Regions from separate parts of the Mus musculus genome. Here all the other regions are linked to region 3. Evidence: chromatin loops called from intact Hi-C (ENCODE). Cell type or tissue: heart. All regions are shown on one strand. Each heading gives the region's core, and the rest is flanking DNA. Links, peaks and the distances in the headings are about the cores only.

The links. A loop is a pair of places that touch in the nucleus more often than their neighbours do. Peaks named below come from ENCODE experiments on the same cell type or tissue, not always from the same donor. Only the 100,000 strongest peaks of a DNase experiment are listed, where the experiment ranks them.
Region 1: a loop joins it to region 3, with 5 times the contacts of the local background. A loop is called at or near these places in 41 of 42 quality-filtered maps.
Region 2: a loop joins it to region 3, with 3 times the contacts of the local background. A loop is called at or near these places in 13 of 42 quality-filtered maps.
Region 4: it touches region 3 in a loop (3-fold over the local background); 4 of 42 quality-filtered maps call a loop at or near these places.

The regions. Positions count from the first base shown.
Region 1 is chr12:79,356,607-79,362,022 of GRCm38, reverse strand. The region is part of intron 7 of Rad51b (RAD51 paralog B); the gene reads right to left. Among named protein-coding and RNA genes, the nearest start is that of Rad51b, 62 kb to the right of the region's middle. In heart, for the core only: CTCF peaks have their summits at 2,445 (motif pointing left) and 3,041 (motif pointing left); a DNase peak (open chromatin) is centred at 3,062.
Region 2 is chr12:79,522,650-79,528,065 of GRCm38, reverse strand. All of the region lies in intron 7 of Rad51b (RAD51 paralog B), which reads right to left. Among named protein-coding and RNA genes, the nearest start is that of Rad51b, 230 kb to the right of the region's middle. In heart, for the core only: a CTCF peak has its summit at 2,709; no DNase peak of the experiment used is centred there; H3K27ac peaks cover 590 bases.
Region 3 is chr12:80,130,528-80,135,943 of GRCm38, reverse strand. 2310015A10Rik (RIKEN cDNA 2310015A10 gene) reads left to right here and starts at 3,100. Exons shown (of 3, transcript NR_033514.1): 1 at 3,100-3,217; 2 at 3,985-4,130. In heart, for the core only: a CTCF peak has its summit at 2,991 (motif pointing right); DNase peaks (open chromatin) are centred at 3,203 and 4,465; H3K4me3 peaks cover 2,006 bases; H3K27ac peaks cover 3,286 bases.
Region 4 is chr12:79,737,788-79,743,203 of GRCm38, reverse strand. All of the region lies in intron 8 of Rad51b (RAD51 paralog B), which reads right to left. Among named protein-coding and RNA genes, the nearest start is that of Gm36048, 58 kb to the left of the region's middle. In heart, for the core only: a CTCF peak has its summit at 2,763 (motif pointing left); DNase peaks (open chromatin) are centred at 783 and 4,293.

The DNA.
Region 1 (5,416 bases), core at 343-5,342, 770 kb after region 3:
TAAAGTTCTTATCCCTTCTTCTGATTGATGATTACTCCGTGTGACACTGGGTTTGTTTGTTTGTTTGTCTAGGACCATGTCTTGCCACATTATCCACGCTAGTTTCCAACTCCCAAATCAGGCTATCCTCCCAAAACAGATCACTGATCAAAAATATTCTATCAAAATAAAGAACTTAAACAAACAAGCTGACAAAGTTTAACAAGTTAACTACTTGATCATCCTGGAGATCAGAGCACGGCTTGTGGCAGCTGGTTCTCTCCTTTCACTACCCAGTCCCAGAGAATGAATTCAGGCAGCCGGGCTTGGCATCGGGTGCCTTGACCCACTGTTTTAATGTGATAAAAATCAGAGATTTGGGATTTAATGTTCCAGGTGTCTATTTCTCCTTTGTCTAGTGTTCCCTTCCTGTTTTGTTTCCGGAAAAAATAACCATTTTCCTGACTTCAGATAGTCCTTACTTCCAAATAGAACATCCTAAAACTAAAGGGTCCCCAAAAATGTACCTCCAAACCCCAAGGCCATGCAGAACCCCACGACTTTTGTCCTTATTTGTCCATGAAAGCCATAGAGAAGTTTATGAAGGCTATGGATTCTCTTCCCAAAATACACTCCTAAGAATATACTTAACACTTCGCATAATTTCAGGAGACCTAAAGCATGGTCAAAATCCATCAACGTAAATGATTGGTCCACATTTTCTCTTCAGCCATGTTTCCTTCAATATCAAGAAATCCTGGCAGCAATGAGAAAATAAGTTGGAACTTACTCATGAAGTCAATAGAAAAAAAAAAAAAAGCCAAATGTCCAAAAAATTAAAGAAAAAGGTCCGTGCCAATGTGGGGTACTCCTAGGATGGCTGGATGCCAGAAGACTTATTAAATGGCACTAGAGAAACAATCTAAACATTTTTATGATTTTAGAATACAAAATTCAATCTTGCTTATTTCAACTACCACCACCTTGCTTTGAATATTGTCATTTAATCAGCACAAAGTCTAGATATTCTGGTGTAGCTTGATTCCACTTACTCCTCCTAACTCTTACCTAGAAGCCAGTTTTATCTTATTTTCTTCTCATTGTTATTTACTAATTTTTACATTTTTATTTCGTGTGTATATGTAGTATATGCATGTGTGTACATGAGTGTACATGGGTGAGAGCCACCCAGATGCCTATGGGAAGCTAGAGGTTGACTCTCCGGTCCCTTGCCTCAGTCATACTGCCTCACTTTTGAGGTAGGTCTCAGCAAACCTAAAGCTCACTGTTTTGGCTGAAATGGCTGGCCAGCGAGCTCCCAGGATCCCCCTGTCTTCATCTCCCAGCACTGAGGTTACCAGAGCACACCACCACGTCCAGTTTCTACATGAGATTAGAGGATAAGAACCCAGCTCTTCATGCTTGCATGTTGAGCGACTTCCCCAGAACCATCTCCCTCCCTGATTTCATACTTCAACGGTCAGGGAGAAAGTCATAATTCAACTGTTGAAGGAGCAAAGCATGAAAGTCTTGTTTTCCCCTTGGATAAAAGACATATATCCAAAAATATTAATATATTAATGTGTCTAAGGTAAATATGATTCTATCTTTCTCTTTGAAGAACTTTCAGTTCCTTGGCCTACCCAGGAGATAGTGACTGAAGCACATCTTCTCTGTCTATCTATCTCCCTCTCTTGTGATTATACATGCATGTATGTAGAGGCCATAGGTCAATCTCAGACATCCCTCGGGTGATCCACTTTGGTTTTTAAGACAAAGGTCTCTCATTTGGCCCAGACCTAATAAATGTGGCTAGGCTAGCTGGCCAGCAATGCCCATGAACTTCCCTGTCTCAGTCTCCCCCGAGCTGAGATTATGATCGCAGGTTACTACACCCACCTTGTCCTGTGAGTGCTGCAGGTATCATTAGGATCCTTAGGACTACACAGCAAGCACTTTACTGACCATTTCCCTGGGGTTTTCTTTTTACCGACATCAAGGCATCGGGCATCCAAAAAACTCTGTTGAACATTTAATAATTTTAAGGTCTTTAATGGTAACACCCATGTTAGTTTTGACCGCTGTTGTTTGCCTGGCATACAGCATGCCTGGCACACAGTATGTGCTCAAAATCTGTAACTTCAATCCACAGATGAAATTCCTACAGTAGCTGCAGTTCAGACTCAGTATGAGAACTTAGCAATCTACTAAGCATCTGAGACAATTTATCGAGAAAGGGGGATAACAGTTCTCATAGTTATTACAAAGATTAAACAAGTTCTACCACATAAAACATAGAAGATCACAAACACACACGTACATACATATACACACATATGTACACACACACATATGAGCTGGAAAGATGACTCAGTCACTGAGAGCACTGGTTGCTCTTCTAGGGGATCTAGGATTTGATTCCCAGACCCGCACTGTAACTCTAGTTCCAGGGATCTGGCACCCTCCTCTGGCCTCCACAGGTACCAAACATACACACAATGCATACACATACAAGCAGGAAAAACACCCATTCACATAATAAAATAAAATAAAATTTAAAACTAAATTATCCTTAATGTGACCCATGCTACTTGAATGTGTATTTAATGTGAAAACTTGAATTTAAAAATGTGACTACATTATAATTGATGTCATTCAATTTAACTTCATAACCATATTTTTATTAGATAACAAAAAAGGGCCAGAAAAAACTAGGAAGAAATGGAAATATTAAAATACAAAGACAATTAGGGGGGAACCCTCATACATAAGAAAATGTCTTAAAAGAAAATAACTCCTTTACATTTTATAGCTTGAAGCACAAGTAATAATTTCCAAGTGACAAAACTCACACAAATAGAGCAGCTAAGACATTGATTTTTACTGAAGTTATACTCTAGCTCTACCCCCCAAAATTTACTTCTTAAAGGCACTTACATGGATACAAAGTCCTAGGGGCGGGGCTTATCACAATGCACGTTAATCTCTCCTTCCACCCCTACCCCTACACTAGCTTCTTTTAAAAATAAGCCTACAGCGCCATCTACTGTGTCTGCTCTATCACAGCTCTTTTGACCAGCGAGCACTGCAGAAATGAAAACTGAGACTGTCACTTGAAAATCTTCTTCCAGAACAACAATATCAACCAACCAGTTTCCCCAGAGCTCCCAGGGACTAAGCCATCAACCAAGGAGTACACATGGCTCCAGCTGCACACGTTGCAGAGGATGGCCTTGTCATGCATCAATAGGAGGAGAGGTCCTTGGTCCTATGAAGGCTCGATAGATGCCCCAGTGTAGAGAAACTGAAGGTGGGGAGGTGGGAGTGGGTGGGTGGGCGGGTGGAGGAACACCCTCATAGAAGTGGGGTGGGGGGTGGGGTAGGATGGGATAAGGGGTTTCCGGGGGCGGGGGAGGGGAGGGGAACCGGGAAAGGGGATAACATTTGAAATGTAAGTAAAGAAAATATCCAAGAAAGAAAAGAAAATCTCCTTCCAAAGAAATGAAAGAAGCCCTTCTTCCCCCAGCATATACATTTATATAATATTCTTAGGCTTTTCTTTCCCCCTCCTTACTAAATAGAACTGACCATTAAAAAAAAAAATTCACAGTAGAGACCAGATAGCTCCTTTGTATGCTAAAGGAACAGCAATAATGATCTTTGTTGTTGCTGCTGCTGCTGCTGCTATTGTTATTGATTTGCCTTTGCAGTGCTGAGGAATCAAATCCAAAAAATCTCTATATTAGAGAAAAAGAAAATAAGCTACTGAGGAATTATTAAATATTTTGTTCAAGTCACAGAGCTAGTGAATGACCAGACACTCAGAGTAAATTTTTACACACAATATTTGTGTTACTGTCAGTGGATTCCCACTAATCACACTCTGGTCTCCAGAACTTCAGAGAACAAGCTCTACACGATGCTATTTATTCATTTCCCACATTCTAGCACCATTCCACCTTTCCAGTGTCCTTGTCAGGAGTCGGAGTATAGTCTACATCTACTTTTAGAAACTATTCTCTTGTGCTGAGAATGTACTAAAATACCTAGGCCCTACCCTGAAGGTTCTAATTCAGTGTGTCAGAATCAAGAAGTCGTTTTGTCTCTTTGTTTCTTTCGGGTTTTGCAATACTGAGATCAAACATTGACCTAGTGCACGCTAGGCAAGAGCTCTATCACTGAGCTACATCACCAGCCCTACAATATGAAATCTTTGTTTTTAACAAGTGGCCTCCAATGAACCTGGCGGAACCAGTCTGAGGCCTTGCATTTAGATCCATGGAGATTGGGGTGTGTGGGGTGGGCGGTGGCTTGGGCTATTCAGTCAGAATATTACTCACAAAAGAATTCCTCTACTTTTGGGTAAAGCTTCTCCTGATTTTTCAATTTGAAGTGTTTAAACTTAGAGAACTGTGAAAATACAAAGGTGTCACAAAATTAAAACATTTGAAGGACTCTTATTATGACTTTTGAAAGAAAGTATACAATTGGTAAATGCAAAACTTTAAATTGTTTTGTAATAATCTCAGAAGAGTACGGAAGGAATGAAGTCTTCCTGTTCTGTATACAAGTCCTTTTCTGGCCCTCTAAACACCTGACTCTCTACAGTGGTTTTCCAAAATCACTCCAGGGATTCCAACTCTCGGAGGTGAGGGAGCCCAAGAAGCCAGCCCCATCTTCTCCTTGCTTAGTTAAAACAAAGGTTCCATGACTCTCCTCCCCTCTCCAGCCCCCTTGACTCCTGTTTGTGTGTTTCGTGTGAGTTGTTTACGACCACACAAATCCTTTCCTAATGCAAGGATACCTACAGCCTGCCAGCCCTCAGTGCCTGTGACAGTGTCTCTCTTACGTTTTCAACTCCCAGAATCTTTGTAGTTTCTAGGCACCAGTGTACTAAGGGACTCTCTAAGTAGTGTACAACATCCGGCTTTTTCTAATAATGCTTGAAGATGGAAAAGGAGATTGTGGAAGAGGTGTGGTGTGTGGACCTGGGGCTGGGGCTCATTGGTAATGTGCTCTTGACATGTATAATGCAATGGTTTCAATCCCATGAATAAGTAGCCTATAACGGGATGGATATGTTAACATGCCTCTGTAATGTACATAGATAGATGAGTCACATTTGTGAGCTGTATCAGTGAAGAACTTATTCTACTACTATTACACAAACATCCTTTCGATATCTCATGGTAGTTTCCTTGAGAATCAGCCCTGGAGGCAAACGATTCCCTGTACTACTTCACATCTCATTTACATTTTAAGTCTATTACTCAGATTCTAAATGACAGACTATTCGAAAATCAAAAATAATCCACAAACCACAGAAAATACTTAAAAGGCTATATGAAGGGCTAGACCTGCCCATCAAAAAAAAGCAAACATACATAAAGTGAGTATATAATATCCCATGGTTGTTTTGAAGGGAAATAACACCCAC
Region 2 (5,416 bases), core at 93-5,092, 610 kb after region 3:
GCCACCACCCACCATAGTAGGAAGCCAGGGTGGTAAGAACTTAAAACATTGGTCACATCACATCCACAGTTAACAGCAAAGAGAAATGAATGCATACAGGTTTATTTCTCAGCTTTACTTTCTCTATAGAATTAAACACCAAACCCCAGGTTATGGTACCACCTACTTTTAATTTGGGGTTCCCTCATGAACTAATGTAATCAAGACAAGCCCCCCAAGGAGATGTCCACAGGCCAACCTGATGGAGAGTCTTTCCCAGGGAATTTTACCTGTGCCAAGGTGATAATTAAAACCAGCCATTACACCAGGCAAAGCTGTCTACGCTCTATCCTTCTTTTTAAATTTTCACTTTGAGGTACAGCCTCTTTAAGTTGTCCAGACTGGCCTTGGACTCTGTAGCCCAGGTTGGATTTAAACAAAGATATACTTCTAGCTCAGCCTCCCCAATATCTACGATTACAGACCAGGACCACCAGGACCAGCTTTAGGACTTCCTTTGGAAGGGGCTTCTGGTATCCTTTCTTCCTTTAGAAGAGTTACATCTCCTCTGTTCTGGTCTTAAGACTCTGCCCCAAGCTAGAGCACAGGCAGCATATTTGAACAGTGATGTAAGTGCATCTTGCAGCCTCACAGTCTGGCTCAGGGATGGCATTGGAGTTACAGAGGGTCGGTTACTCAACTCTGCAACCTCATGCTGGAGCACTCAGGGGAGGATCTCCTCCTGCCCAGCTGGTATAGGAGAGTTTTAAGCTTGGCGCTTCAAGGTAGGAAAAGAAGTAGAACCTGAAGAAATGATGCTAATGTTGCAAGTCAGGTCTGTCCCCAGACACATCAGCAGTGATCAGTGACTTAATTCTTTCACTTTAAGTCTGTGAGATTTAGACTTGATTATTTAGGGGGGAAAAATGTACCCAATACCTATGTCAAACATTTGTTGAGAGAACCAAGCACAGCAATGAAAGCAATAGGGCTATAAAGAACATTCTTCAATTGCTAATCCATATAAATCACACACACACACACACACACACACACATTATATAAGGGCTCAAAGCACCATACAGTGAAAGAGAATAACAGAACTCCCAACTGGCTTCAACTTCCTAATTAACTAGAAAATATCCCCCAAATGGCCATATTTATTTCAGAAGGCTGAAAAGAGGGGTTTATAGTTGGTAAATTAAAGTAAAGTAATAGAACTAGGACGTGAGTGAAGGATTTACTGATTAAGATAATTATTTAATACAATTTAAAAATGCTAAAAGTCCATGATAAAGACAAAGTCAATATAGCTAGCCTTTCATTTTGACTCAGGCTCCAATATAGCTTGGCAAGGAATAGCAAAAACAATCATATTTCTAAGTTGTACAAAGTAGAGACATCATCTGCTGTTCAAAAGTGGAGCCAAAGATTCAGAGGCATGGGAGATGTAGCCTAATTAAGAACTCTGAGCTACAAGTGAAGAATCCCGGGTTCAAGTCCCAACTTCACCAGTCCTAAAGAATGGAGCAGTAACAAATTACCTAGTCTTTTTGATCTTCAGATTTTTCTTAAATAAACTGAGAGGCCTATACCTGGTTATTAGTTACACCTAGCTCTGAAGTTTTACAATTCTACTGTAAAATTGATTGCTTTTGATGACTAGAACTAAATCGCACCAAGAATGCTGTAATTCCTGTTCAACATTTGTGCTATCCAAGAGCTTATGAAATGACAAGTTTCAACTATTCAAGTCTACTAAGAAAATAAAACCCATGTTAAGTATTATTCAAAAAAAAAAGGCAAAAAAAAAAAAAAAAAAAAAGCAGAGGGAGTGCTCTTACAAGTTTCAAATGCCACTCAATGACAAGTCCTACAATAGCGGAGTCGGCAGCTTTGTGTTGTGTGTATAGGGTGGCGCGGTTGATCTGTATCTCTAAAAGCTGAAATAATTCACAAGGCCACCCACTGACAAGTCCATTGAAGCATAAAGTAATCGGGTTAATAAATAACTGCTTATAATTTCCAGATAGGAAAATGAAAATCTAAAGTCAACAACCACATGACAGGGTGATAAGCGGGAGCAAGAGTGAGGAAAAAACAAAAGCAATTCCTAACACGACGTCTGGGGTCAAAAGTGCTAAAGAGCAGCCATGTCATAGCACTGGAAACTAGGAACACTGAATAAAAAAAATTAAAACTTGTGTTCTGGCTCCATGCTTATAAACTTTTATCAAACTTCTTGCTGAATTTTAAAAAGTAAGGAGATTAGTGAGCTCAGCAATTTTTAAACAAAATTCATAATGAAAACGGGAACTGCTTTTTAAAAAAAAAAGTAAATATTTACATGTAAAATGTCAAGCATAGACAAAGTGCATATGACAGAGGAAGTGGCTGTCCATACATTAAAGCTGGTTTCAACAGCTCCCAACTCACAGTCAATATGAGGCCATCTAACTGCAGCAACTGGGGTGTTCAAACGCAAATCGAGCAAATATTCTGGGAGCTTTAGTTTCCATATTTGAAGACACAAGCAATTATTCTAACCTCTACACATGACATTGTGAAAAATGATCACGAATGTGAAGGCTCTTCTGATTACGTGATAGGTGACTGCTATAAAACAAGATGGGAAATGAAATCGACTGCTTGTTAAATACGTCTATCTTCCAGGCAACATAATGAGTTTTGGGAAAATTTATTTTTCATTCTCCCAGCACCTCTGTGTGGCCACTGAAAATATTACCACTCACCTCAGCAGATACAGGAGATGAAGTAAATTATTCAACTCATATCACATGAAAATCAACAATGAGGGCAAAAATAAATCCTTACTTTCTGCTTCTCTCCACTGTATCATCATTACACACCGTCTGTCACTATGTGAAAGCAACTCTCTTCTCTAAGTGAGAGAGACACGCTCTAAGGAGTGTCCAACATTTACAAGAGAAGCGTGTTATATAACATGCAGGCGTTCAAACGCATTCACTGACTTTAAAGCTCACTTGCAGATTCATATGAGCACACTCCTTCCTTGGCTTGTCTTACCTAAAGAAGACAGCAAGAAATAAAGGGAGAAAATGAAACACACCCGTGCTTCACTGGAATTGAACAATTATAGCTTGCCCTTTCATACGCTTGAAACTTAAACCATTTCCTTGACTGATGCAAAAATTACCTCAGTGTTACACTGAAGAATTACACCACCTGGGCATACTCCATAAAGCCAGAGGCACAAGTGATTCAGCTTCCAGCTCAGAAAGTCCTTACGGCATCTACCAAGTCATTAGAACTTTCTATACTTTAGACATTTTCCTTCCGAGTCGTACAATGGTCTTGTTCACTGAGTTTAGTCAAGGCACGTTGGGATTGAGTAGGAGGGGGGTGGGGGGACGCTGTGCAAAGGGTGTGGTGGGAAGTCTGTCATGAACTAGTCTCCCTGAAAGCTATCTATTAGTCATCTCATGGAATATGCCAGAAGCAGAACAATTTTTCTTCTATGGTCTCAGGTTGAGCACCGTCTTCCAGGACCATCACTGAGAAATCACAGCCCATTGTAGCCTCAAACAAATGGTCAACAGTATATCAAAGGGAGCCTTCTCCAGGAAATTCTCTCCAATCTGGAAAGGGGTACTGTGGTTTTCTGAAAAACCAAACATAAATTAACATTTTTTTCTTTAAAAAAAAAAACAACAAAACTAATAGGCTTGTCATATTTTAAAATTAATGGTTACCAACATCATTACTTTTAGGATATGGAGGATCTGTAAAGTGCTATTTCTAAAATACAACAGAAATTGGAACTAAAATCTATAGGGTCAGCTTCCATAATGCTAAAATCCAAAACCTGAGACCCTTTGACGGCCAGGATGAGACCACAAATGGAAAATGTTACACCTGACCTCATGTGACAGGCTGGCAGGCATGCTACAGGTATGATATGAAATTATGTCCAGGCCACGTGAAGGAGATACGCATGGAACACAGTAAGTTGCACATTTAGATTTGCTTCCCATTCCCATGCTATATAAACCCATAGATGCAAATATTCCACAATCCAAAGAAGTCTAAAATTCAAAATGTTTCTGGGCCCCAGCATTTCCATGGTAGAAGTATGCAGACAGCCTTTTCTTAATTCTGCACTTGTTAGTTCTTCTGGGCGAGGCTGAGACACTTTAGAACAGCAGCCTTTTCATCTATCAAATTACAAATGTGGTCTGAAAGGTATCTGAGCCTTCCTTCAGTTCTGAAACCCTCAGATTACCTAGCTCAGTAACTGTTACTATTAGACTTCTATGTAGGATTTTCATTTTTTCACAATGCCACTTATTGTGTAAAAATTTGTTAAAATAATCAAGACATCAAAGAAGATGAAGGACTAACATGTAGTAATTGTTTATAAATATGGTTTTAAAAAAACGAAATTCAGAAGAAAAGTAGGTTTTCTAGTTCTCTGAATTCCAGGTAACCAATCCTTCGGGCCATGTTCGGAGGTTCAGCACAGCCATGTATGGAGTGCTAGCCTAGAACGGGTTCTAAATACTTGTATATTTCATTTTTAGCTGCTGATGGTTCTGTTGTTCCCCACCATCCCAACAGCAGTACCCAAAGTAAGTCTTCCTCAGACTCTAATACCCCTTTGAATTGAAGAGAGGTTATGAAGTCAGCTTGGGAACTCTTACTGCTGAGGGTTTAAACTTTCACACACACACACAAAAAGAGCTACAAAACACTTCTGAAGGAAAAAAAAATGTTACCAAAGTTTCTATTTTTGAAACTGTCTAGAAACTTGGGGGCATGCACTATTATCAATAAGGAAATTTTATAATTCATTGTAGCTTGAACACATGCTTCCCCAAATACTTCATGAATAAACTTCACATAGTAGATAACGACCTATTAGAATGAAAATTAACTATGATTTACCATAGAGCCTCCATTAAGAAAAATACTCAAAAAAAAAAAAAAGAAAAAAAAGAAAAATACTCAAGCCTCTGAGAGCACTGCATGTGCATCTTAACTGACAAATGCTAAAACCCAAGCAGGGCCACATAAGCTACCATGGGCATCATATACGCTGGAGACAGTGTCTTCAAGGCTCTCCTACTTGAAAGAAGGCTCTTCCTAAAGGCCGTGCAACTTTCCACACAAAAGCAGAGAGAACTACCAGTAAAATGATCTGGAATTTAAAAAAAAAATTGAAATGCACAAGGTTTTCCTGGTGGAGGTGAACCTCTTTCTTATACTCTGTAAGGGCTCCATCAGCAGCATCGGTCTCAAACATGTGGTTCACAAAAAATGTGATGAGACAGGAAATTGTGTAGAAGCAAACAAATCAATTGACCAGCATTCTCTCTCTCCACAACAGAGCAGTGCTGGGAGTACAGAGCTTGTTAAGGGCTTAATGTGAAAGTCTGCTTAACTGTTCACTGCACTT
Region 3 (5,416 bases), core at 133-5,132:
CGCTCAGGCTCTCAGCAGCCCCACCCCACCCCTGGAAACTTTTCTCAGACTCAGCCACCACCGCAGCCAGCTCCCTTTCCTGAGAACCTCTGTCATAAACAAGGCAAGGCCCTCATTTGCCTGCCTCTCCGCCCCCACCCTTCCTCACCTAAGGGAGCCTCAGTTATAAATATGGGGGTCACACCTTATACTCATATTCAGCACCTTTCATCTGGGGTGCTCCTGCAGGCTGAGAGGCTAATTAACCTTCTCCCTGGGTAGGGTGAGTAAGAGCTGCCGTCCCAGCCTGGGAGCGGCCTAGCACACATGGGGCTGGCCTTCCTGGGGAGAAAGAAATAGGGTGAGCTGACATCTCCGGCCGCCTACCTCTCCATACTCTTTGTCATGGGACTTCCGCACACAGATCCCCATTCTCTGGCTCATAATGAAGGCCATTTATTGAGTGCTTACTATATGCCTAGGGCTTGCTAAACTTCCACCTATTAAATGTTAACCACATGTGCTGAGCACCAGGGCGGTTGTGAAATTGCACTCGTGGCTCCCATGATGGGGCTTGACTCCCGGCTTGCCAGAGGCCAGTACTTCCACACATGACCTCATGAGAAGCCCTTAGTGCCTGGCACCGAGTCAGCACCCGAGAAGTGATCATTATTAATCTTCAGAATCTTCCGACGAGGCAGAATGCTGTGCTCTCCCCATTTCCCAGATGAGGCAACTGAGGCTCAGAGAGATTAAGTTACTTGCTGCTGGAGATAACCCAGAACTGGTTTTGAATTGGAAAGTGACTTACTTTGTTTCTTTGTTGTTGTTGTTGTTCTTATGTGTTCCTCTCCCTGGCTCAATGGGCCTGGAATCCATGGACTCCCCCCCCCCCGCCCCCCAAGACATAACACTGGAGTGGTATGGGGGCCCTAGATAAACTTTCCTGTCTTCTTTATCCCAGACTGAGTGCTGGGAGGCTGAGCTTAGTTATCCTGATTCCCCCATTCTTCTGATGAAGAAAGGGTTATGCAGGGTGCAGGGACCAATAGAGAATGTTCTCCACAGAAGCCTGAGCAGTAGACAGGCAGAGGCTGTCTGTCCCATCCTCATCTTCAGCTTGGCATGGGCACCCTACAGGCAACAAGCATCCTGACAACAACATTTGTGGTTGCTGTGTGCTAACCCGGCCAACCCTAGAGTCATTAGGGAGGGGAATAAATAGGAGGGGTGAGAACCGAGACTCAGGGAAAGATAGCGTGTCCCCCTATCTGCTCTCCAAAGTGCTTGGAGCGGCAGGGCAAAGCTAGCATGAGCTTGCACGCATCCTTTGAGGTCCTCCTCACATGTTGGAATTGTGACATCAGCCCCAAGCATACAACAGGCCCTTAACAATGTTCACAGAAGAAATTGGCCCCAGACAAAACATGAACTGCATGGGTGGGAAGATGGCACGCTGTCTTCTTACAACTGCCCAACGCATCTGGTTATATCAAATATGATTCTCCCTCAGGCTTCAAGGAAGGGCTGAAACAAATCGGACTCAGTCAGTGAGAAGCCCAGGAGTACCTGGCTAGGGTTCCTAAAGGTGAGGTAGCATTCTGGGTGTGGCTAAGATCTTGGGTCCCAGGGTCTCTTCTTAAGAGGGAGGTCCTGGGTACCAGATGTCTGGACCTTGCCCATTGGTCTCTCTTCTGTTCCCATAGCTTTGTCCTTCAGCCTTTGGATGGGTGGCAATGCTCTGGTCCCCTCTGCTCACCACACCCAGCGCTTTCTTGGGTTCTCTCCAGGACCTTCCTGCTCCCTTCTTCTAGACCCCTCTTTAGAATTTCCACAGAAAGGCCTTTTGTGACAGCTTCCACACAGCCCAGTATAAATCACACATGCTCCTTGATTCGCAGTGAAGCCCTGTCCCAACAATCCCTTCAATGAACTGAAAAGGCCAGGTAGCGTGGAGAGTACACCTGCTTCCGTAACGTACCAGACGTCACCACTGTGCCATGCAGTACACTATAGACCACTGTCTGCTTCCCACTCACGACTGTAGGAACTTCCCGCAGAAGAATACTGTGTTTATTGCTAGTCCGGGGGAAAACCCAGAATTAAAAATTCAACTGTGGTTTCTACTGAATGTATATTATTTATGTTTCACCTTACAGGTGAAATTATGATAAACTGGGGACTGTTTGTAGTTCCCTATTTATGTCTTCTTTCAGTGCCTTAATATTTTCCTCTATAAGAACATGGAAACTTTTCCAAACTGGGCCTGGTGAGATGGTTCAGTTTGGTGAAGGTGATTCACAGGCCTGATGATCTGAGTTTGGTTAGAATCTACAGAATCCACATGTTAGAAGGAGGGAATCCAGTCTTGAAAACTGCCCTGATTTAAATAACTATATAAAATATATACACACATATACATATATGCATATATATTTTATAAGTGAATTAAAACTTTTTCAAGGGGCTGGAGAGACGGATAAGCAGTAAAGGTCATTGGCTACTCTTCCAGAAAACCCAGGTTCAATTCCCAGCACTCACGTGCTTACAACCTTACAAGCTTACAGCCATCTGTAATTCCAGTTCAGGGGATTTAAAAAGTCCTCTTCTGGCCTCAAAGTGCACTGCAGGCACACGGTACATAGAAATACATATAGGCAAACAGCCGTACACTTAAGATTTAAAACTTTCTCAAGTGTCATCTTAGATTTGTGAAATTATCCCGCTAAGTGCCATATGGTTGAGAGCTCCATCAGGGTCCTCTGTGCTCTGTCTGCATACTGTATACTGGAGTGGATGATAGAACCCTGGCCTAAGTAAGTGGGCTGAGCTGGTAGATTCAGGACCAGCGGCCAACAGCAGCAACATTCACCCTGGAATGCCATAAAATACAAACTCTGAGTTGGAGTCCGACCAACAGATGGGAAGACGCCTAGGGAAGTGTGGTGTACGCTTTTGAGAACCCTGTAGAAAGGGTCTCAGTGCCCGGTGGTCCAGGGCAGTTAGGATGGCCCCGCGTGTGCCATTCGGCACACTGGCCAGTGGAGGGCAGTGTTGCCACGCCCATCGAACGACCTCGGCTGCTTGAGCGGCGTGAAAGGCCGGCTGGGGAAGACCGGCGGGGCGGCCGCAGTCTGCTCGCCCGGGCGACAGACGCTCCGAGATGCCGAAGGGCCAGCAGCGGCCCCGAAGCTCCGGGCTGGCCGCGCTGTCGCTCTGCCGCGCCCCGGTCTCGAAGGTTCGCGAGGCTCCAGGGCGCAGGGGAGGAGGCTCGCTCGGGCCGGCCGGGGCAGCCTGCCAGAGAGGGCGGCGGAACCTTGACCGCGGCCCCGGAGGCAAAGGGCAGCCTCCGCGTGATGCCTCGGCGAGCAAAACAAGCCGGCCATCTTGGCGCCCTTAACCAGCTCCTGGCCGCTCCGGGCGCGGCCAGGGGTCCGGCCACCGAGCCCCGCGGCGGGCCTGGGATTTGGAAACCGTAATGCCATGGGCGTGGGGAGGAATTTCTAAGAACGGGAAGAAAACTCGAGGCCCTGGCACGTTCCCTGGGGTGTTTGGAAATGCCATCAGTTAGCCATTAGTAGGCAGGGCCAGCGCTTCGGTCAGTGATTGGATTTGTCCCAGTCGCCTCCTAGTTCTTTTTGCCCTATATTCAAAGAGCTTAAAAGTCATGGGTGGTTGAAGTAGGTCAGAGTGATCACCAGGCTGTTGTTGCCTGGCAGCCCAGTGGCAGGGTCCGAGACAAGGTGGTATTCCAGTAGATGCCCTCGGGCCGTACCAACCCAGGGTCAAGGACTAGCTGCTCCAGTGCTATATGTGATCAGCTCATTTCCAGTTTCTCAATCATTCTGATGTCATCCGAGGGACAGAAGACCCCACGGCTCCTCCTCTTTGCCTAGTTTACACATCGGGGTTGTTCTAGCATTTGTAGTTTTCAGGTTCTAGAATATTCTTTTCCTCTGTCAGCCCCCACTAAGAAGCTTTCTTGATTTCCCCCTTTGTTTCCAGTGAAGGTGCCTCTTCCTGGCTAGCCCACCTACATGCTGTCATCACTGGGCTTCTGCAACTCTCAGTCTTTGTGGCTGCACCCTTCCCTTCTGAATCCTGAGGACCCATGAGTGTCAGGCCCATCATGAAATTGGTCGTCTTACTGGGTACGTAGGTCATGCAGGAACGGGTCCTTGCAAGAGGACTACCAAGCGACTGAATAGGTTTTAATCTGGATTGGGGCCTAGGAGTTATTCACAGGTGTTTTGAACCTTCAGCACAGGAGTATGTATAATGGTGTTTCCTTAAGCCCTGTAATGGAATCCTTTTGTGTGTTTACTGAAAGTTATTCTGAGTAGAACTGTCAGGGTGTGTGCGGTAGGAACCAAAACCATAGGTGTGAACCAGACTGAGAAGATGGGCCCTCAGAGCCCCCTCTGTGCAATTCTGTATGGCTTGGGCTATGGGCAAAGGGAAGACAATCAGGCTGGCAGGCTCAGGACCAACTGAAGACCGGCCTAAGCCGGTGGTTCTCAACATGTGGGTCGCGCCCCCGGGGGGTTTGTCAAAGGACCCTCGGAAGACACAGATATTTACATTATGATTCACAACAGTTGCAAAATTACAGTTATGAAGTAGCAATGAAGGTGATTTTATGGGTTGGGGGTGTGTGGGGGTGGGTCACCACAGCATGAGGAACTGTGTTAGAGAGTTTCAGCATTAGAAAGGCTGAGAACCGCTGGGCTAAGTGCTTGGCAAGACTTGGGGTGTAGGCTGAGGGTCCCAGGAAGAGGCAGGAAAGAAGAGCTTGGGACAGCTTGGAGAAGGTTTATGCCTACGGAGAGATCCTTTCTTGTTCCTTTTAAAAGATGAAACCCAAAGTTGTCCCATGAAGGACTCCTGAAAACCCCTTTCAAGCCTCGGCCACAGATGATCTGCGGAATGCTCATTAAGGGGGAAACAAAGAGGTGGTTTTGTTTATTTATTTAAGGGGAAAAAATAAATGAGCTGTGACAAAACAATTTGAAACCAGGCCCTCTGAGACCTGGGCTTTCACTTCCTTGATGGGAAGTGAAACAGAGAATGAATCCCCCTCCAAATAAAAGTGAAGTTAATAATCAGACAAGCTCAAGCCCTGGCCACATCCTGTGTCAGCTCCCTCCCTCCCTCCCTCCCTCCCTCCCTCCCTCCCTCCCAGGGCTCTCTGTTTATAGCTGCTGAACCCGCCTTCCCAGCCTTGAGCAGGCTTAACTCTTTCCTCCCTGCCTAGGGGAAGCCTCAGTCTGCTCTGACTGAAGAGGCCAGCCTCACAACCTTCAGAGTAGACATGGCTTCAGTAAGGGGATGACTGTCCCCATGTCTGTCCCTGTGGGACCGTCCTCCAGTTCAGCTCCTGGCCATGTGCTTAGATAGCCAAGCTTAGGTTGCCCTGCAGAAAACCCTCAGTGTCCCC
Region 4 (5,416 bases), core at 293-5,292, 390 kb after region 3:
GATCAAAATAAGCAAATAAGTCAATGAAAACAATTTGTGTATTCCAGGAAGGGGCGGGGCAGGGGGGAGAGACTGTTTCTTAAAATTTTTTAAAAGTTGTATTTAATGTATGTTCATGAATGTGCACCACATGAGTGCCTGGGAGTTGTAGATGGCTAGGAGCTACCATGTGGGTGCTGCGACTGAAGCCCAGGTCTTCTGTAAGAGCAGTGAGTGCTCTTAACTGCTGAGCCATCTCTTTAGCCTCCAACATTTCTAAAGAATTACTCTCAGAACTATTGGATGTTCTTAATGCTAGTTAAAGCCTTGCCTTCTCAGGGGGTGGGGGGTGGTGGTGGTGGTTAGTTCTGGGAAATGAATTCAGCCTTGCTTATTGGCTCTTAGCTTTGGTATGGGCTCTTTTAAGAGATTCAGAAAGCATGCAAGAGCCTGTGGGATGGGTGGGGTACCTAATGTCACCAAGCTTCTTCTATGACGAGCTTAAAACTATCAAGGGCCTGGAAGGGGTACAGAGAAGGAATACTAAGAAGAGAAAGAGCAAAATGTATCACATTGCCAGGAAGAATAGTAACATCCAGAGGCTTCCATTTTAATTGCCGAGGCTAGGGAGGGGGAGGCTTCACCTCCATATGATGTGGCAGGGAAGGGTGGCAGGTCTGGCATGCTGCCCATGTGGAGAAGTTGCCACCCAGCTGAGGAGAGAGTCAGGCTGAGCAGTCCCTCTGTTCCCTGGAGACTTGGATTAAGCTCATAGCCAGGGGAAGTGCGGATTAACACAATGTGGTGTCCGAGCTAATGAGTTAGCAAAACAGAGACAGATGGCAACTGAGTAACTTAGCCCATCTCTGTTTGCAGCACACTCCCACGGCGACTCCTGTCCTTGTGCTGTCTAACTCTGCAGAGCCCTTTCCGTTCAACCCAGAAGGTCATGGCCACTGAGTAATCATCCTGCATGAAAAACAGCGACAAGCCCACTTTTTAAACACAACTGTTGTCCATGATTGGTGGATAGTGGAGTGGAACTTTTACTGGTGACCTTGGAGAGACACCCCTGGTTCTAAAGGGGACACAATGATTTTTATGGAACTCTTGTTATTGTATATTTAAGACATAATTCCTTTTTACCAGTAGGCAGTATTACAGAATGCTAGAGCATGACATGACTTGGGGGGTACCTTTTATTCTGACCCTAAAACAAATTTCCTTAGTCAGATCTATAGATTGCAACAGTTTCCTTTGTGGGCTGGGGGCGTGGGGGGAGGAGTCTTGGCTAGAGAAAGCGGCCAGTGGACAATGCTGAGACCAGACATGTGGCTATTCACATGGGAGGCAAATGACTGCTTTACAAGTTGTCTGTAACTCTGTTACACCCCCTCCCACACACACATACACACTAAAAATGTGTATTCCCCTAAAAATAAGTGTTTGTGTGTGCATGTGCATGCGTGCCCATAAGCATGATGCATGCTGACACACACCTGTGGAGGTTAGAGGACAAGCTGTTGGGGTTGGTTCTTGCCTTCTTTCATGTGAGGCCTGGGAATCAAGTCCAGCTTATCAGGTTTGGTGGCAAATGCCTGTACTTGCTGAGCCATTTCACTTGTCCCCCTGTGTAATCTTTTAAGGTCTTTTTTGTTTTGTCTTGTTTTTGTTTTTGCTAGAAAAGAAACCAAACAAACATGTTCTCTAATGGTCATTATTTCCAGGTGGGATTAAAGGCAGCTACCAATTGTGAGACTTGCCTATTGCTGACACCAGCTCAGACAGCCAGTTTGGAAGATGCTTACCTTTTGAGTATTGGTTCATTTTTAAAGTAATATTTCCTGTGATAGTACAATCCCTGTTACATAAACAACAGACAAATATCTTCAGAAGAAGGGAAGGTTTAAAATTTATTTCCTTCCCTAGTCCACCTGGTTATTTCACTCAATAAAGTGATCAGAAACTAAGAAAATCAAGACAACATTCTCCAGGGTCTAGCCCTAAACGTGTAGTCCTCACCCCTTATCAAGGAAACTTCTCTTCGCAACAGATGGTGACCATTAAAGAAACCACAGCCAATCAAAATGTATAGTTGTGGAGTCCACTTCCAACCGATACATCCACAACCCAACCCCTGTTACTAAGGCTCAGGTGTCATTGTGGATGAGGGGTGGAAAGAGCCAGAAATACAGGGAGTTGGTGTGAAACTGTGCCTCTTAGAAATGTCAGAAGCTATACCCATAAAGTCTCACCAACATGGCAGCCTAAAGATGAACTGAACAAGGAGGACAGCAATAAACATGCTAATGTTGATGGAGGAAGGCTCAAAAGATTTCAACCCTGTACAAAAGAATTGCAGGCAACTAAGGAATGCTGAACGCAGGAGAAATGGTCTTTCCCCAGGGACGAGCGCATCAATTGGTTATTCTACCAAATGGTCAGCCCTGAGAACATGCACACAAAAGTAACATTATATGGACTGAGCAGGTTGTATTCATGTATTTAGGAATATATGCCATCACTACCACCAAAACCAACAACAACAATTAATGAAAAAGGATACCATGCATTTGAAAGAGACTAACAATAAATCTATGGGAGGTTTTGGAGGGAGTAAAGAGAAGGGGGAAATTATATTGTAATCGCAAAAAATAAAATAAATTGGGCTGGAGAGATGGCTCAGAGGTTAAGAGCACTGACTGCTCTTCCAGATATCCTGAGTTGAATTCCCAACAACTACATGGTGGCTCACAATCATCTGTAATGGAATCCGATGCCCTCTTCTGGTGTGTCTGAAGACAGCTACAGTGTGCTCATATATATAAAATAAATAAATCTTTAAAAAATAATAAAAAATAAAATAAATTAAGCTTATTTCTACAAGTGGGTTTTGCCTTTGAAAAGTAAAAAGAAGAAACTTTCAGGAGTCACTGACTAATTTAATAAAACACGTATGCAAATGGAAGCACAGATGCACACGTCGCACACCAAAAGACTACTTATACCTCCACCCATTCCCTCAAAATTTCTTCTCCACCCACCCTCTCGGGAGTTCCCTGTTCACACCGTGCCTCTTAGAGTACGGCCTTGGGATCGACAATGACAAAAAGTGATCAGTTCAAAGAATTTTGAACTCACTAGCAGACTTCAGACCACAGATCAGGGGCGAGTATACTTCCCCAAACCTGTGTGGGTTTAAAGTTGAATGTGCCACTCAGCTAGTGATCTGGAAATTCTTCGAACTGATCACTTAGTTGTACTGGCTCTTGGTGGCATTGTAGGACCTAAGCATCATCTTTCAGCCCATGTCAGTAGCATCTCCTTATCCCTCTTGCCTGTAACTAAAATGCCCACCCATGCGACCAAGCACTGGTAGGGAATTAGCAGCAAATTACAAGATGTATGAACTTCTTCTAATAGATTAGAGCTAAGAGTAAAATAAGAAGTATCTGGTTTTTTCTAGGTATAATGTCTCATTTAGGAAGAAAGGCCTGAGTAAATTAAAGGAATACACTACAACGTAAGGCTGGGTAGAATCATGAGTGAGTTTGGGCCCAGATGGGCCAGTGAAAAATCCAACCAACCAACCAACCAACTAAAACATGTACTGAAAGCCATTTAATGAAAGGTTTTCATTGGACTCTGAGTCTTTCAGCTTTAATGATATTACCTTCATATCTCAGGAATCTTCCAACATCCTACCAATAGGATTCAAAGTAGACTTGAGGACATTTGTACTGGTCTAATAAATGATGTGGCTAATCCACGTTAAAGGCACATAATGAAACACAACTTCAAAACTTTAACTTCATTAGCACTGGTGAGCAAACCAACTCTACGGAGTAGCGTTTGAATAGGTTTAAATTCTAAGAGCTTGTGGGTAAGTTCTGCTTTTTGTCTAGACTTAGCAAGGTTCCTGACATGTCATTTTCAATAGCTGCCTTTCTGGATGAATGAATAAAGAATAACAAAACTAATGTGTATTTGTACCGGTTAGGAAATGTCTAAAGTTCTAACTTTTGAGGTTATAATTCAGAAGGCCATTCTATCCTCTCACAAAATATCTTCTGATGTGGCTTTCAAAGACAATATATCTGAGATTAGTGAATCTCTATGGAGAACAGTTCTCCCCTGACCCTGACTTGTAGTTATTTACTAATGTCTAGAGATATATTTTGGTTGTCACAAATGGTAGGAGGTGGTGCCACTGGCATCTCCTCACTAGGGAAAGGCAGACCTCCAGCTAACACAGAACAATGTACAGGACAGCCTTAAACAGTCAAGGGGCAGCTGGTTCCAGATGTCAAGAATGGTCTGGTTGAGGAATCCCAGGCCAGATAATCCACTGGCCAGAGCCAAATAACTAGACATATTTCCCAATGATCTTTGTGCCAGCTCCTATTTCTGTTCTTTCTAAGTCTGTCTATCTTCCTTCCTCCCTTTCTTTCTTTCTTTCTTTCTTTCTTTCTTTCTTTCTTTCTTTCTTTCTTTCTTTCTTTCTTTCTTTCTTTCTTTCTTCCTTCCTTCCTTCCTTCCTTCCTTCCTTCCTTCCTTCCTTCATTTTATCCTTTCTTCTAAAATGGTTATTTCACTTTATGTGTATGGGCATTGTGACTGCATACTACATCTGTGTCTGCCAGAAGACGGTGTGGAAGCCCCTGGAGTCTCAGATGGTTGTGCTGGGAATTGATTCTGGTTCCTCTGCAAGAACAGCAAGTGCTTTAACCCTGAGAAGTCTCTCCAGCTCAGTCTTTTCCGTATATATTTATCCATCTCAAGCTGCTGCTGCTGCTGCTGCTGCTGCTGCTGCTGCTGCTGCTGCTGCTTCTTCTTCTTCTTCTTCTTCTTCTTCTTCTTCTTCTTCTTCTTCTTCTTCTTCTCTTTGATTAGCTATTTTATTGGGTTTTATTTATTTATTTATTATTAGATATTTTCTTTATATACATTTCAAATGCTATACTGAAAGTTCCTTATACCCTCCCTCCATCCTGCTCCCCTCCCCACCCACTCCCACTTCTTGGCCCTGGCATTCCCCTGTATTGGGGCATATAAAGTTTGCAATACCAAGGGGCCTCTCTTCCCAGTCCCTTTATCATGACATTTTTACCAGTCAGGGTTAGAGGTAGCGTGAGAGCCTAATTGTGGAAGAAATCTGTCTAGGCCATCTTCTGCTACATATGCAGCTAGAGATACGAGCTCTGGGGGTACTGGTTAGTTCATATTGTTGTTCCACCTATAGGGTTGCAGACCCCTTCAGCTCCTTGGGTACTTTCTCTAGCTTCTCCATTGGGGGCCCTGTGTTCCATCTTATAGATGACTGTGAGCATCCACTTCTGTATTTGCCAGGCACTGGCATAGCCTCATACGAGACAGCTATAACAGGGCCCCTTCAGCAAAATCTTTCTGGCATTGTGCAATAGTGTCTGGGTTTGGT